Regions from separate parts of the Homo sapiens genome. Here region 1 is linked to region 2. Evidence: chromatin loops called from intact Hi-C (ENCODE). Cell type or tissue: Caco-2. All regions are shown on one strand.

Region 1 (8,000 bases), 86 kb after region 2:
AATTTGGATAAAGTTCTTGGTTATTTTACATGTGCTGTTGAATATCTTCAAAACCAAATGGGTTCACTTTCAAAATAGTAAAATGTAAATTTGTTCTCTTAACACTCAGCCTCACAACATTCATACTGTAACATTTTATGTTATTTAATATGGCTTTTAAAACTTACATTAGTAATGTGCTAATGAGACCTTACAGGCTTTAATTCATTACAGAAGATGCAATAAAGACTAATATGAGTAGAGCTTCCTAGGCAACCAGGAATCAGATTTTTTTCTAATGTAAGAAAACTGGTCAATTTTCTACTCTATTGATGTTTGCCATTACAGTAATGAAGCAGGTTACATTTTCTTTGTAATAAGATGATTAATTTGGTTATTGACTTTCTGTTTCAATTTCATGTTTCATTTAAATGATTTGAAAATACAGGTTCTGTATTTTTCCACTACATGCTTGGGTCAGATGTAAAACATTTATTCTATTTGGTTCCCAACTTTAATATCGGAGAGGAATTTTTTTGTTTTTTTCATACTTAGAAGCCATTACACAGATAAAATTATCAATTGAGATTAATAGCATAGAATGTCACCCAATACAAAGGGAACTGGGTATTCATCTCAAAACTTGAATTTGAATGTGGAATCATACAGATAGAAAAATTCTGAGACAGCAGAAGAACAAAAAGTCATCATCTTTTTGTGTGAGTCACTTTCTCCTGAGACCATACCCTACATTTTGGAGGCAGATTGTTTTTTTCAAGCCAGTTACTTTATAGAGATGGGAGAGTGTAGAACTTCAAAATGCCAATGCACATGACCTTCTGATTATATGGACTTGTATAGTTTTCTGAATGTAGGTCTTATACTTCCATAAATTGATGGTTCCTCGAGAACAGATGGCATATTTTATACATCTTTGTATGATACCTAGCAAAGAGCCCTGCACAAAGTAGGTGAATAACAAATGTCTCTGTTAAATAAAGTACCATGAGAAGCATAGATGAGAGAGAGGTAAGGAATGAGGTAAGAGGTTCCAAGGACATGTCTATAAGTAGGTACTTATATTTGTTGTGTACTTTATTTTTATTGAAAGACCCTCTCTAAATCCAAATAGTCATCTACTCAGGTCTGTGGGATACAACAATTCCCCGATTACTTGGCTTAACATTCCTTCCTGCAGAGCCACTATAGGGGTAAATCAGGGATGGTCAAGAGGATTCATTCCTTATACCAACCAGTTATGTAGAATTGGTGGTGATCCCTTGGGCTGCAGTATGGAGAAAGCAGCTCAGACTATTCCTGAGCCCAGTGAAAAAGAGGACAAGATGGCCATCTATGAGCTGGATAATCAAGACAGTCCTGTCTGCTTGGTAGCACGACCCTTCTCCAAGATTTGCCCCTCATCCTTCTTTCAAAGCCCAGATCAAATTCTGCCTCTTCAAGATGGCTTTTCAGATCCCCACCTTCAAGCTAGCACCCTCCCTTTCCTGCTTGTATAGCAAACTATTCTAGCCTTTATTCTCATATTTGTCATAGTCTCCTCATCCATCTATTTCTCTCTACCTACCTAGTTATTCATGTCAATTCCACTAGAGTAGTTTCTCGTGGGGAGGCAGGGATAATCTCTTTCACTTTTCTGTCTCCTATGTGCCCAGTATAAATGGGCTTTACTTATAGGATACGCTTCATAAATGACAATGAAGGAAACTGAACAGCAGACTGATTGATGGAAGGTCACCCAACAGATCATTACAGTGATAAGAGAAAACTGATGGTATGTTAGAGAAGTAGAATGTTCTGTCACTGCAGATTGACCCTGATCTACAGCTAGGGAAGAACTGTATGGGATTCCACAGACAATGAGTATCAATGGCACAAACTCATTCTTGAATTTTTGCCAGTTCAAGAAGAGACTGAGTCATCGAATGCTCTAAATGTCACTTCACCTCATGTTCTGTCAACACAGAGGGTAACTCAGAGTGGCCAGTTCCACTCAACCATCCAAGAAAACAAAACAAGAAAAGCAGACATTAAAAGAGGGCAGTGTTCTGCACTTCACAGGTCTGTGACCTTGGCCAAATTACTTAACCTCTGTAAGCCTTAATTTCTTCTTCCTGTGTAACATGGAGATGATGGTATCTACTTACAGGCAAGAGTTGAGATAATATATGCAAAATTCTTGGCATGGTAGAATATTAATTGAACTATGAAGATGATTGTATCCACTATTCCCTTTTCCCTTCTTGGCTATTTCATTTCCATTCATGTTACTTTGTTTTATATATACACTGCTTTACTGTGTATGAGAAAAATGACTGTCCACTGGTAGAAATATAGCCTGAGGTTTTTTTTGTTTTTAATTCTCTCTCTCTCTTTTTTTTTTTTTTTTTTTTTGAGATAGAGTCTCACTGGAGTGCAGTGGTATAATCTTGGCTCACTGCAACCTCTGCCTCCCGGGTTCAAGTGATCCTCCCACCTCAGCCTCCCAAGTAGCTAATACTACATGTGTGTACCACCATGCCTGGCTAATTTTTTGTATGTTCAGTAGAGACAGGGTTTTACCATGTTTCCCAGGCTTGTCTGGAACTCCTGACCTCGGGTAATCCACCTGGCTTGGCCTCCCATGGTGCTGGGATTACAGGCACAAGCCACCGTGCTGGGCCTTTTTTAAATTATCTAACCCTAGCCCCTGAATTTTTAAAACCACCATGGAACATCACTGGAATGAAAATGGAGACCATGTGACTTCTTCAGCTTTCCAAAGAAAACAGGTTTACTGATTATACGCAGCTAGAATGGTTGGCATAATTGTTATGAATGACAAACCCTTCAATTCATTGATGTGTATGAGTCAGTGATGTTGGGATAAATGTCTTTGGATACACATTACACAGTGCTCCCAGATGTTTATATTCCTTCCCACTCCCTAACCTAATCCTAAAATATTAGCTCTCTAGACAAGAGCATAAACTGAAAACTCATATTTGCTCTTAGGACTCTTTACAATCATTTTCACATGTGATTATCTTGGTGTGTACATAGAGTGGCCATCTTTGTTTACAATGAAGACGCGAAAGCCCAAAGGTTGGCTAATGTAACCATGGAAACCAAGCTAATAAATGGTCAAATCTGTACCAAGAATAATTCTAGAGACTTCAGTTGCTTCAGAGATGGATGAGGTAGGAGTTTTTCTCAGAGGGATGCAGGTCTGTCTGTGGTCGCTTAGTTGGGTTGATTCCCACATAGTATTAATGAGCATATGGAAAGATAACAAAAGCAGCTAACACTTATTGAATACTAAAGTCTGAAGTAGCGTGCCAAGTACTTTCAGGCATTATCTCTAATCCTTATCACAAGTATATGAGGTAGGTACTATTATTAGACCCACTTTCTAAATGAGAAAATAAGCTTGGACTAGTAAGTAATTTGTTTAAGGTCATTCAACTAACAAGTGGCAAAGGATAAAAGTTAAATTTAAGTTTACCTGACTCCCAAGTTCATATTCTTTTTTTTTGAGATGAAGTTTTGCTCTGTTACCCAGGCTGGAGTGCAGTGGTGCAATCTCAGCTCACTGGAACCTCCGCCCCCCGAGTTCAAGTGATTCTCCTGTCTCAGCCTCTTGAGTAGCTGGGATTACAGGTGCATGCCACCATGCCCGGCTAATTTTTGTATTTTTAGTAGAGACAGGCTTTCACCATGTTGATCAGGCTGGTCTCGAACTCCTGACCTCGTGATCCACCTGCCCCAGCTTCCCAAAGGCGTGAGCCACCGCGCCCATCCCCAAGTTCATATTCTTAACTAACACAGACATTGCTTCTATCTCTTAGTCACCTAACATTGACTCTTTCTGTTTCATGACCAGATCTTATACTCTGATTTTTCCCCTGCTTTTGAAGAAATAAAGGTGGGAGGCAGTGGAATGGGGAAGACAGGGAGAGGAAGAGGTTGGGGAGGGAGGGATGGCTCATTCAGTGATTGTGTGCCATCTATATTCATTCATTCCTACTATGTGCCAGGCATCACACTAGATGCCAGGTCTCAGCTGTGATAAAAAATAACTTTCTTGTTCTTATGAGGCTAAATGCCCCAGGGTCCTACACCCACTTCTCCTAGTCAGTCAAATGTGTGTGGGCTTTTGAGGGGACAAGGGTGCCATGCTGTGGTATCACCCAAAGCTTTCTCTAGATAAGTGGATGTGAGAAAACCCAACAGCTGAGAGCAGCTCAGAGAATGTTTATGGAAATATGTAACTGTTTCTCTTAAAGCCAATCCTGAGTCCCCTGTTTTGACTTTGGGTACGTATAATGTACTACATACTCCCTTCCCTCTGTGTGAAGCAGATCATATTGCAGCCCTGAAGTTATGTGTGGCTGTAGTGAAGCAGCAGGCATAACACTCTGCTGTTGGCTGGTAACTGTTTCCAATAACAGACAAGCTGCATCAATGCAGGGTTTGGAATGCAACGTAGGACATAGCTAGGGGCCTCCTTGTTTTCTGTCACTAGGGTGGAGGGGGCCCTAAGGCAGGGCCTGGGTGGGCCTCTCTTCCTAATAACTCTTCTAATGAATCTCATAGCTGTCCTGGGAATTAGTTCTACCTTCTTCCTATCCATGGTAGGATTGATTTCCTTAATAGCCAGTGACTGCCTGTCATTAAGAGCTCTGGGACAGGGAAGAATGGGGACAACCACAGACCTCCTCCCTGCAAAATATGTTCAGTGATTGTGACTCACTGCATCATCTGGCCCCATAGAGCAATTTTCCAAATATTTCTCCTCAACATCTCTTTCCATCAAACTAAAATGTCAATTTTTTTTTAAAGCTCTGATTAAAGGATAAACAGTTTCATAATGGGATTTGAAAGCCTGGGCAATCATATCATTAAAAAAAAATTGGCTGCCAAGCAGCTTGCTCAAATGACACCAGGCACATTGCCTAGTGAACTTTAGGTGAATAGGCGATGGAGTCTGTCTGGGCCTGATTTGCAGAGACTTCTTAAAGAAGGGAATCTGCTGCAGGCATGCAAACTACAGCAAGACTGAGCTGTGCATGGCTAGTTTTAGGGAAGGCTCCAGCTTGGGGAGCTTGGAAGGTGGTCTTTATCAGCCTGCCAAGATATCTGTGTGGAATCACGCCCACCATTTCTTCTCCCAAAGAGACAGATGAACAGACTCCACTATGACCAATGCAATATGGTGAACAGATGTTTGCCTCACACAGCTGAAGTGAGCTGGCTTTCCAGAGATTTAAAGGAAGGAGAAGGTGTCTTGGGAACAGTGTTCCCAATATTATGATCCCAATCATAACTCATTGCTACCACTCCAGGATAGGGGGGCAGGGGCGGAATATAGTTCTGTGTCATCCACCAGTGGCTCCTCCGGGTCAAAATCCAGATCCAAGAGAATGTAATTCATGAAGCGATATTTACTAGATAGCTTCACCTGGGCTGACTGTGACATCACTAGCATGTTTAACCCTTCATTTACATTTACTTATCCACACTCTACCCTGACTCATATCCTTTGTTTCCATAATAAACTTTTAGCAACTATTGACATTCATCTTTCCCTGAGCTCACCTTTTTCCTGAATTGACCCCAACAACCTGTGAGACGGCCAAAGGCTTTTGCCTAGTCTTTGAGTCAGCTGAATACACAGATGCCTGAACCTATGCCAGTGCATCTTTATCATATTTGTAGTCCACCTGCTCTTTGTTTATCAGCTGTCTGTACACACATAAGATAACTCTGCATTCTCCTTACTTGAGTTGCATCAGTCAGTAGTGTCTTTTGTTACTGCCTAGGGTGAGCAAAGAACATTACCTATAGTGAATGAGGAACACCTTTGTTCATGCCACAAAATCCATTTTGTCTTTTTTAAGAATGCACCTCACTTTAAGTAAACTTAATATATGAAAATTTAGATTCCAGTAAGAAAATTCAAGTTTCACATAGCTTTTCAGGACCTCACTTGGCTACACAGAGCAGTGATTCTCAAGGAGGTTGATTACACCTCCTCAGAGATGCTTTAAAAATTTGTGGGCTGGGCACGGTGGCTCACGCCTGTAATCCCAGCACTTTGGGAGGCCGACATGGGCGGATCACGAGGTCAGGAGATCGAGACCATCCTGGCTAACATGGTGAAACCCCGTCTCTACTAAAAATACAAAAAAATTAGCTGGGTGTCGTGGTGGGCAACTGTAGTCCCAGCTACTCAGGAGGCTGAGACAGGAGAATGGCATGAACCCAGGAGGCAGAGCTTGCAGTGAGCCGAGATCATGCTGCTGCACTCCAGCCTGGGCAACAGAGCAAGACTCCGTCTCAAAAAAAAAGAAAAAAATTGTGGTGGCATTTTTGCTAGTCTGAATGATTGAAGTGATGTGACTGGCATTTAGTGAGTGGGCCTCAGGGAGGCTAGATAGGATAGTTTTATACAACAAAGAACTGTCCCAGCAGGCATCCTAGAGTCTCAAACTTAACTCTTTCAGACATAATAAAAAATATTGTATACAGGTTTAATATAGTCTAAATTTTTCAGGAATGCAACTACTTTATAAATCAAAGGAGATTGTATTTGATTTGTTTGGAACTTTACCAAGAGGTTTTCATCATTTGGGGGAAAAAAAATCACATCATGGACAGCAATGCAATAAGAGGTTTTCAAGTGTCCAATGTAACACACCTGCATCCATCTGCATTGGGCTGTGCATTCATGGTAATACTATTAGTATTAGTAATAGCAATATCCATGGTAATAAACTGTGTCTTTTTTTTTTTTTTTTTTTGAGATGGAGTCTTGCTCTGTCACCCAGGCTGAAGTGCAGTGGCGTGATCTCAGCTCACTGCAACCTCCACCTCCCAGGTTCAAGCGATTTTCCTGCCTCAGTCTCCCAAGTAGTTGGGATTACAGGTGCATGCCACCACACCCGGCTAATTTTTGTATTTTTAGTAGAGACAGGGTTTCACCATCTTGGCCAAGCTGGCTTTGAACTCCTGACCTCATGATCCACCCGCCTTGGCCTCCCAAAGTGTTGGGATTACAGGCATGAGCCACCGTGCCCAACCTAAACTGTGTCTTTTAAAAACTGTCTTCTAGTGTTGTCATGCCTGAGGATTTTACTGATGAAATGTGTTATTTTATTACAAATTACTTTTATCTCTCTTTCATATTATATATAGAGTACTTATTTTAAAAATTTTGTATTGGTTATATAATCTATAAATTTCTGTGTAGGATTGTAAAGAAACTGTTATTACCTTTTATATATACAAAGAGGACTTTAGGTTTTATGGAGATGAGAACCATTGGCCTAAAGCAACATCTGTCAACTATTCAGACAGAAACATTTTCCATTTGCACAAATAGAAGTGATTTCCTCTGTGCTAGATGAAAACAGTGGGGCCAAGATTTTCAACTTGTGTTATGGAAAGTCTGGAAAATGTGCTCTATTCAACAGGACTTTAATTTAGTCCGCCACTGATCAAACAATTCCTTTCTATGCCTAGCTTATTTTCATTCCAATATTTATTGATTCTATCACTGTGCTGGATATTGCAAGGATTAAACAACTCAGGGCCCTGACTATCTGGAAGCATAGACTGCCCTCTCTTGGAAGGCAATCTGCATGAAGAAAGGCATACTTCACAAACTTGGTACCCACAACTTTGACACCCAGGGCATCAAATGATGTTTCTTTTGATGAAAATTCTGAAATGCCCCTGAACCTTTCTTACAACACCATCAAGGTAGTTAACATGCAATGCTGGGGTTCTCTAAATCACAAATATCAGGTGGCCGATAAGGACTATATATTCTAAAAGAGAAGAGGAACGAATTGACTTAGAGGAGTAGGAGGAGGATGGGCTTTGGAGTTGGGTAGATCTGGGTTCATAGCTTGGCTCTACCACTTACTGTCTTACCTTGGGAAGGCTCAATTTCCTCCTCCCTAAAATGGTCATAATACCATCCGCATCACTAAGCTGATTTGAGGGTTAAATTAAGTCAT
Region 2 (8,000 bases):
ATGTTCCAGCCAGGTGACCTTGGGCAGGTGCACAACTTCTCTGCAGCCTCAGTTCCCTCATCTATAAAAATGGGAATAATAAGAGGTGCTCCCTCAGAAGCAAGTTGTGAGGATTAAACACATCTCGAGTTTATCACACAATGTCTGGCACATAGTAAGTGCTCACACATTGTTGTTTATTATTATTATTTATGAATCCTGGATTCCTATCATAGCACAAACAGGTAGGCATTATTGCCATTTCACAGTGAGGAAACTGAGGCTTAGGGGTGTTAAGGGGCTTACCCAGATGAGAAAGTGAGTATAGAGTTAGGGCTCTCTGGCTTGATGTGATTAGATTAGTTCCTAAATACCAGTGACACAGTTTACCCATCCCCTGCATGGAGGAAGCTGGGTATTAGTGGATGGTGAGGGAAATAGAACTGGAACTATGGGGTGCTCCTTTTAATGTCAACCCAGGAATGAACTCTTTAAGTGCCCCCCACCAGTCAGGCTCCCCACCAGCCCACTGGGCTCCTGTCCCAGCCAGATTCCCTCGCAGAAAGCCCTCTTACAGCCAGGCCAGTAGCCTTCTTCTTCACCCCATTCCCAGTAGCAGCAGGCATGTGGAGAACCCATCTGTCTCCTTCCCACAGTGGGAGAGGGCAACTGAGGGGCCAGGGCTCAACTGCGCAGGCAGCAGCGTTTGAACCTGTGGACCAGCAGAGGTGGGCATGGGCCCTTTGAGTCTGTTGGCTGTGGCAGAAAACTAAATCTGGAGCCCCTCACGTGACAGGAAGCTGCCTATGAATAAGTCTGTGCTCGGTGTGCAGCTGTGTGGACATCCAGGGCATGAGGAAAACAGAAACCTCTGTCAGGCAGTCCAGCAAAAAAAAAAAAAAAAAAAAAAAAAAAAAAAGAAAAGAAAAGGTCAGGAACAAGAGCCCCTGCAAGAGATTTTAAAACTTTTTGGTGTATTTCATGCACCATGAGGACACATGCTGCTCTCTGGACTGGGTCTATCCAAGTCCACAGAGCTTTCTAGATTAAATCTTTGTTGTATAGCAACTTCTGTCATTTATTCAACAATATTTACCAAGTGCGTAATTGATGGTAGGCACTTGCTGGATGCTGGGTAGAGCAGGGAACACAGCAGACCCCATCATTTCCATCAGGGAGCTTATGTTCTAGAAGGGAGAGTGGCAATAAATAAGTACTTAAAATAACCGTTATATGAATTATTACAGGGATTAGCATAATGAAAGAAAACGCAAAGAATGGAGGAACTCATCTAATTTGGTGGTGGTGGGGCAGTTACAAAAAGCCTTTTGGGATGAAGTGATCTTTAAGTTAAGACTTGAAGTTTACAGCGAAGTTGGCCACCCAAAGAGGAATAGAATGGAGAGAAGATCATTTTCATTCATTTACCCATGCATCATTCATTTATTTATTCAGCAATTACTTATTGCATACCTCCTGTTTTCAGGCACTTTTCTGGAAGGCAAAGAAAATCAGGTGAAAATTGCTATGCTCAGAGTTAAATTCCCAGTTCTTTTGATTATCTATTGCAAGTACTTTAAACTTAGCTTTAGAAAATAAAGGCTAATGTGGGTCATTCTCCTATCTTTCAGCACTAGTCATCCTTTATAGACAGTGGGGTACCAGGGAATGCCCAAGCAGACAACAAGGAAAGGGAGACAACCCAGCGCCTGACTTTTAAAGCGATCCTTTTTTTCTCAGGCCTTGGTGAAGTTATAGGCACCACCTGCCTTGGGAAACAGTGAAACTTTTACTGCAGTTCAACAGTATCGCACTTGTTGAAGCATGCAAATTTGAGAAGAATGAGGTTGTAGGGGCAGGTGGATGGAGGGGGTAGTTGAAAATAGTTTTTGTAAAAGGAGAAAAAGAACGGAGCCGGAATGTCTGTTCCCTTTAGGGGAGCCAACACACCTGCAGCACCTGATACAAGCGTGAACATATACAATAAACATGGCTCAGTGCTTGGTGGACACAGAACTGTGTGAGCTCTAGAGAACCTTGTGGGATTTACATTGTGACAGTTTGTTAAACGCTGGAGGCTGTAATAGCAGATAAAGAACTGGAGCTATAAAATGATTGTTTCACTTCATCTGTTAGGTTAGGCAACATGTGGAGGTCATTGTTTCAAACAATTGAACAAAATTTCAAAGTTTTGTCTTTGTTCATTAAAGAAAATGTATATGACAAATCAAAGGTGTGTTTTATGGATTGTAGATTTAGGGTGATATTAAGAGACTTTTAATTTGGAGAATTGGTTCTTTGCAAAATAAGAAGGACTGGATATAATACAACCAGCTGGATATGGTGCAGGTGTGCTTGATTCATCTTCAATGGGCGTCAGCAAAGTAGTGGCTAAGACCTTGAACTTGGAGTCAAGATGGGCCACCCTTTATTTGCTGTGAATGTTGGCAAAGCTATGTCTCATTTTCTTCATCCATGAGTTGAGAATAATAATGGTAACTCTTCCATGGTTCTGAGGATTAATTAACACAGGTAATATATGTGGTGCCTAGCACATGGTAAGTACATGTTATTAATATCCATTTCTAAGGCTCCTTGGTGACAGTTTCGACCATCCTAGATATTTTAGTGAAGCTACTGTATGTATATGGATATTTGTCTCTCTGGTTGATTTTTCTAACGTTGGTTAAAAATGTATCCAGAAGAAGAAATAAAAATAACAATCATCCTCCAGTTTTAAAAGCAGATGAGTTCTTGAGAAGAGGGCAAATGAGTCTGTATATGGAGCACAGGCCCAGCCACTTTTACATTTTATTTGTTTATTTTAAAAAAGACCACATTTCGCTTTGTTGCCCAGGCTGGAGTGCAGTGGTGCAATCACAGCTGACTGTAATCTTGAACTCCTGGGATCAAGCAGTCCTCTCACCTTGGCCTCCTGAATTATTGGGATTACAGGCATGAGCCAACATGTCTGGCTGACCCAGCTACTTTAGAGATCAATAGTGATCTCCCATCTGCTCCCCCACAGGCATAACCAACAATCTCATGCTGAGAACTGATGCTTCTCTCTGCCTTTGCACATTGTAAACATGGTGCATTTGCTGCATTTTCCTATGATCTTCTGCTAAACTCAGGCCTTTTATTTACAGACAAACGGTGCGACTTTTACACAGGCATCATGGGAGTAAGCCCAAGATATTTTCTCACACTTGATTCCAGGCATGTGGGGTTTGGTTTCTTGATCAAATATCTGTGTTTGCTCTGTTTACAAGTATCTGATGAGCAAAACCAACAGAGGTGCTCCAGACAGGCTGGCTGTGCTGATCCCTTGGAAAAGAATTAAACAAAACCCAGTCTTTGTGTGAGTACTGTCCTAGCGTGCTGACTGATCTATTTGCTGATTAAATTCTTAACCTGTACCTATTTGATGCTTACGTCAGTTTTGCGTCTTTGAACCCTAATTTTGCAGTGCTTTAGTGACCAATTTATTTTTTTCAGTAAACTGCATAAATGACTCATCAGCAGGAAATGTGAATAAATAGTCAACTTAACTGAAAATACAAATAAACATATCTTTCTTTTGTGAGGAGGATTTGCTTAAAGGGGAAAAAAACCTTGGGAGGATGGACTATAGTTCCTAAGAGGGCATAATCTTCTGCTTTTTCTGTGGGATTCTAGCCCCCTTTTCTGGGCAGGGATGGCATGAGCCCAGCTACTAAGGAGATATCTGTCCACATGACATTTATTAGTTTAGAAGTGGTAGCCTCTTCATCAGGAATTTAAGTAATTTTTAAAGAGTTACCTGATGAGTGCATACATGTATGTGTACGTGCATGTGTACGCGTGTGTGTGTGTGTGTGTGTGTGTGTGTGTGTGTTTTCTGGAATCCCTGTAAGTCATCTTTCTGGTCACTCATGTAGCCAGTGCTATGACCTCATATAATTGGAACTCTAATTCTACTGCCTACTAAACAGTCAATAATATTGAGCACTATTAAACATCTCATGAAAGAATAGCATTAGAATTAGCACCCAGATGGCATCATAACCATATGGGCACAATAATGTGGATATAAAGACATTTTCTTGATTACCATATCCACAGGACCTTTGATTCTGGAATTCTACATGGGATTCCTAATTTCCATGTAAATAGTTTTGTTAGCATGGCAATCACAGGCAGTCATTACAAGAACCTGTCTTGTATCTCTTAACTGAGATGAAAGAGAGGCAAAACGGAGGTGGTGATGAAAGCATTGCATAAAGAGTGACTTTCCATATTTCATGTCTGGATTAAATCCAAGTTTCAAAGTTCAGGAGGCCCCCTGAGCATGCTGGATACTTTCACTGATGACTCATGAGAGGTGTACATATTTTTCTCCCTTTGTTCAAGCGTGGTGACCAACTCCCTCTGCCCTCCCATTCTTATCTCCTTGTAAGTGCCCTAGGTGAGTATTTCCCCATCCTTCCCATCCTGTGATATGCCTGGGAACTTGCTGAGACACCACACTAGAAGAAAGGGTGAATCTCCCAGGGACTTTCACGCCATTATGACTTTTTCTATTTTTGTATGGAAAATATGAACCTCTAATGTTCTGATACTGGAAATCCAGAAGCTGGGCAAGTAACAGGTAAAATTCAAGGCAACATAGTATCCAGCCACAATGAAACTGAAAGAATATGGATAGGCTTGTACATGGTTTTGTTTTAAAGTAGTTCTAAATACTAAAGTTACAAATATTTTAAATTTACACATAAATACATAGAATTCTAATGATGGTTACAATCATTTAATAATAATACATCAAAAATTAGCAAAAGAGGAGAATCCAAGACCCTTCCTAAAAACCCTAAATAACTTCAATAAGAGCTAAAATATCAGGATACAATGTCTAAAACACCAGCTACACTCGATTAAGTTTCAGGGAAAAGCCAAAATAGACTCTTGTCTCTCTGACTCTGGGAATTCCAACTCAGGATGACCATGAAGAGATATGGGGACATTTTTAGGAGAGCCGTTTCAGCAGATCTTGTAGGTGAATGGGCAGACACATTAGCAATCTGGTATGAAATTCATCTTGGTTATCAGCCTGGAGTATTTCCACGTATTGATATCCTCTTTACTATCTTTCCAATTTTATTCTATTTAGTATTTATTATATGCATAGTTTTATTCTATTTAATATTTTCTTAATTTTTATTAGATTCAGATCTCTGGTTTTAAGACAATATTATTATATTACTTCTAATAATGATAGTAGTTAATACTTATTTAGTGTGGACTACCTTCTAGGCACAGTTCAAATTGCCATACAATTATTTTCTCTTTAATCCTCACAATACATTAATGAGATGGGTGTTACTATTATACACATTTTACCGATGTGAAAATGAAGGCGCTTAGAGGTGCTATAACTTGCCCAAGGTCACACAGCTGGTGTGGGGTGGCAGGATTTGATCAAAAGAAGTTTCTTCTCTAGCCAATGGATCAAACACATGCTCGGGGTCCAATCTCTACAGCCTCCCTGCACTCAGTGAGATGCTCACCAGTGGAGGGCAAGAGGCATTCTTATCTCACTGACCAAGTGTGGCTGGCCTCTCTCTGCTCACTGTACTCTGACGTTTCTTCTGTAACTCCTTTCACAGTGGTAATTAATGAGGAGTTGGGTGTTTATTGTCTATTTCCTCTACAAAATTATAAGCTTCTTGAGGGCAGGAACTATGCTTATTTGAATCATTGATGAATCCCCCCATTCCTAGCAGTGCCTCATACCTGACAGACATAAAGTACAAATTTTCTGAGTAAACAAATCTTCTTCTATAAAGAGTTATAATATTTGGGTGTCATTAATCTACACCACTAGAAATATTACCCAATGTAATGCCCATGTGACTAGGTAAATTTCTACCCCGCCTTAACTCTGCTCATCTTTAGGGAACAGGAGGCCTGACGTCAAAAGCTCCCCCTCGTGACCAAATCGACTGGGACTTGTTGGATCCAAGATGGCAGCTCACTTGACTTCTGAAGAACCTGGAACTTCATTATAATCAAATTTCCGTGCTAAATGACATTCCCGCGAGCACCATGACAGTTGACAATCACCATGACAATGACAGAAGAAACCATAAAATGACAAAAAGGAAGGCGGCAACTCTGGTTCTGAGTTTTCTGCCCATTTCCAGAAAAGATGTGAATATTCTTCTCTTTGCTTTTAATGCCTGACCCTGTCATTAGAGATATTCTGTATCTGTGACTTCCTGGTTTTCATAAGCTGAGAAGGTGATTTGTGAGCCAATCTCCTGGTTCTCAATTTCATGGCCATTGAATGAAGCTGGTACTGCTTGATGCTCACTTTCTGTTCTGTGTATTGGCTTCCTGGCACTGAAGAGGGAAAGACCTATTTTTGGGGTGGGGGCGGGGGGGACCAGCTTTATCAGTAACAGAAAGTTAGGACAGTCATTCCTTTTCAAGACACCTCTTCATCCTCAAAGATTAACAGCTCTTTCTTAATGTCATAACAATCAAAATTTGGAATTAAGCTCCTTATGGATCACGGGTGAGAGTGAATTTGCTCTTTGAAAGAACAGATGTCACAATATATGAACATATTTTCATTTTATTAAACATGCTAGTACAGTACAGTGGTTAAGACCTCAGAGGCTGGAGCTAGGGGCCCTGGGCTGGAATTCTGACTCTGTCACTTACATGTGAGACAGTAGGCATGTTATCAACTCAACATGTCTCAGTTTCCTTGTCTATAAAATGGGGATAATAATAGAACCTAACTTATAAGGGTGGTTGTGAGAATTAAATGTGTTAATATATGTAAAGTTTCTGAAATGGTGCCTAACAAAAAGTAATCATTATATAAATATTAACTACTCATCTTTCTAATGTGTTACTATTTTATGGTATTCTGTTTTCCTACTATTTTTATTTAGCTTGTTTATCATCATTGAACATTATTTTTACTATTTAATATTTTCTTTATTTAGAAGAATTTATTTTTCTAGGGCAGTTTTAGGTTCATAGCAAAATTGAGAGGAAGGTACAGGTATATTTCCCATATACCATTGGGTCCCATACATGCATGGCCTCCTCCATTATCAACACCCCCCACCAAAGTGGCACATTAGTTACAACAGATGAACCTGCATTCACACATCATTATCACCCAGAGTCCGTAGTTTACATCAGAGTTCACTCTTGATGTTGTTCATTCTGTGGGTTTGGACAAATGTATAAAGGCATGTGTGCACCATTATAGTTTCATATAGAGTAGTTTCAATGCCCTAAAAATCCTGTGTGTCCCTGAACACCTAAAGGAGGTCTGGAGTGGAGTGAGGCAATCAATTGGGGGGTGGGCTGAGGGAGCACAGCTGCAGAGACCGGCCTTGGAGGGCACCCTGAGGGTCCTGTGCTTCCATGGTACATGCAAAGCCAACCTCTCAAGGGCTACAAGCAGTGACATTCCATAAGCAGGTTTCCATTTTGGAGAGATCACCCTGTCCTCTTTGAGGGACGTGGGTTAGAAGATCACCTGGGACTTTAGCAGCCTTGGGAAGGCCCTGAGCCAGCAACCGCTCATACACTTAATTGGATCAATGAAAAAGGTCCAAATTCCTGTTGACGCTAACATCTGATCACCATAGAGCCCTACGACAATTTTAGAATCGGCAGCCTAATCCAGTGGTCTCCACTGTGGGGTGACACACCTCAGAAAGTGCACAAAACAATTCGTTTCAGAGTGGAAGAGAAATACTAGAACTTCTATTTTTAAAAATAATAAATACAACTAAATAACAAATTTCATTATTTCCAAATTGAACATTTCCTTTGTATGTTTTATAATGTATTATATAATATACATTATCTCATTTATAAACAAACAAATATGAGGTGGTGCTAAAGTGTTTTTACTGATTGAGCGCCGTTTCCTTCCATGCTGGAAGTCTCCTATCTGTGTCAAAGGCTATCCTGATTCAACCCCTGAAATTACTATTCCAGGACTTTATTGTCAT

What was found. A loop is a pair of places that touch in the nucleus more often than their neighbours do. Peaks named below come from ENCODE experiments on the same cell type or tissue, not always from the same donor. Only the 100,000 strongest peaks of a DNase experiment are listed, where the experiment ranks them.
Region 1: it touches region 2 in a loop (5-fold over the local background); 2 of 110 quality-filtered maps call a loop at or near these places.

Annotation. Positions count from the first base shown.
Region 1 is chr5:143,678,022-143,686,021 of GRCh38, forward strand. MIR5197 (microRNA 5197) reads left to right here and starts at 1,839; the gene lies at 1,839-1,950. In Caco-2, no CTCF peak of the experiment used is centred here; DNase peaks (open chromatin) are centred at 3,090 and 5,620.
Region 2 is chr5:143,592,105-143,600,104 of GRCh38, forward strand. It overlaps LOC105378209 (a long non-coding RNA gene), which reads left to right. Exons shown (of 4, transcript XR_944375.1): 4 at 5,914-6,330. Among named protein-coding and RNA genes, the nearest start is that of MIR5197, 84 kb to the right of the region's middle. RefSeq lists enhancers at 620-679, 3,137-4,336, 4,100-4,394, 4,215-4,359 and a cis regulatory region at 4,281-4,294. In Caco-2, no CTCF peak of the experiment used is centred here; DNase peaks (open chromatin) are centred at 3,267, 3,827 and 4,367.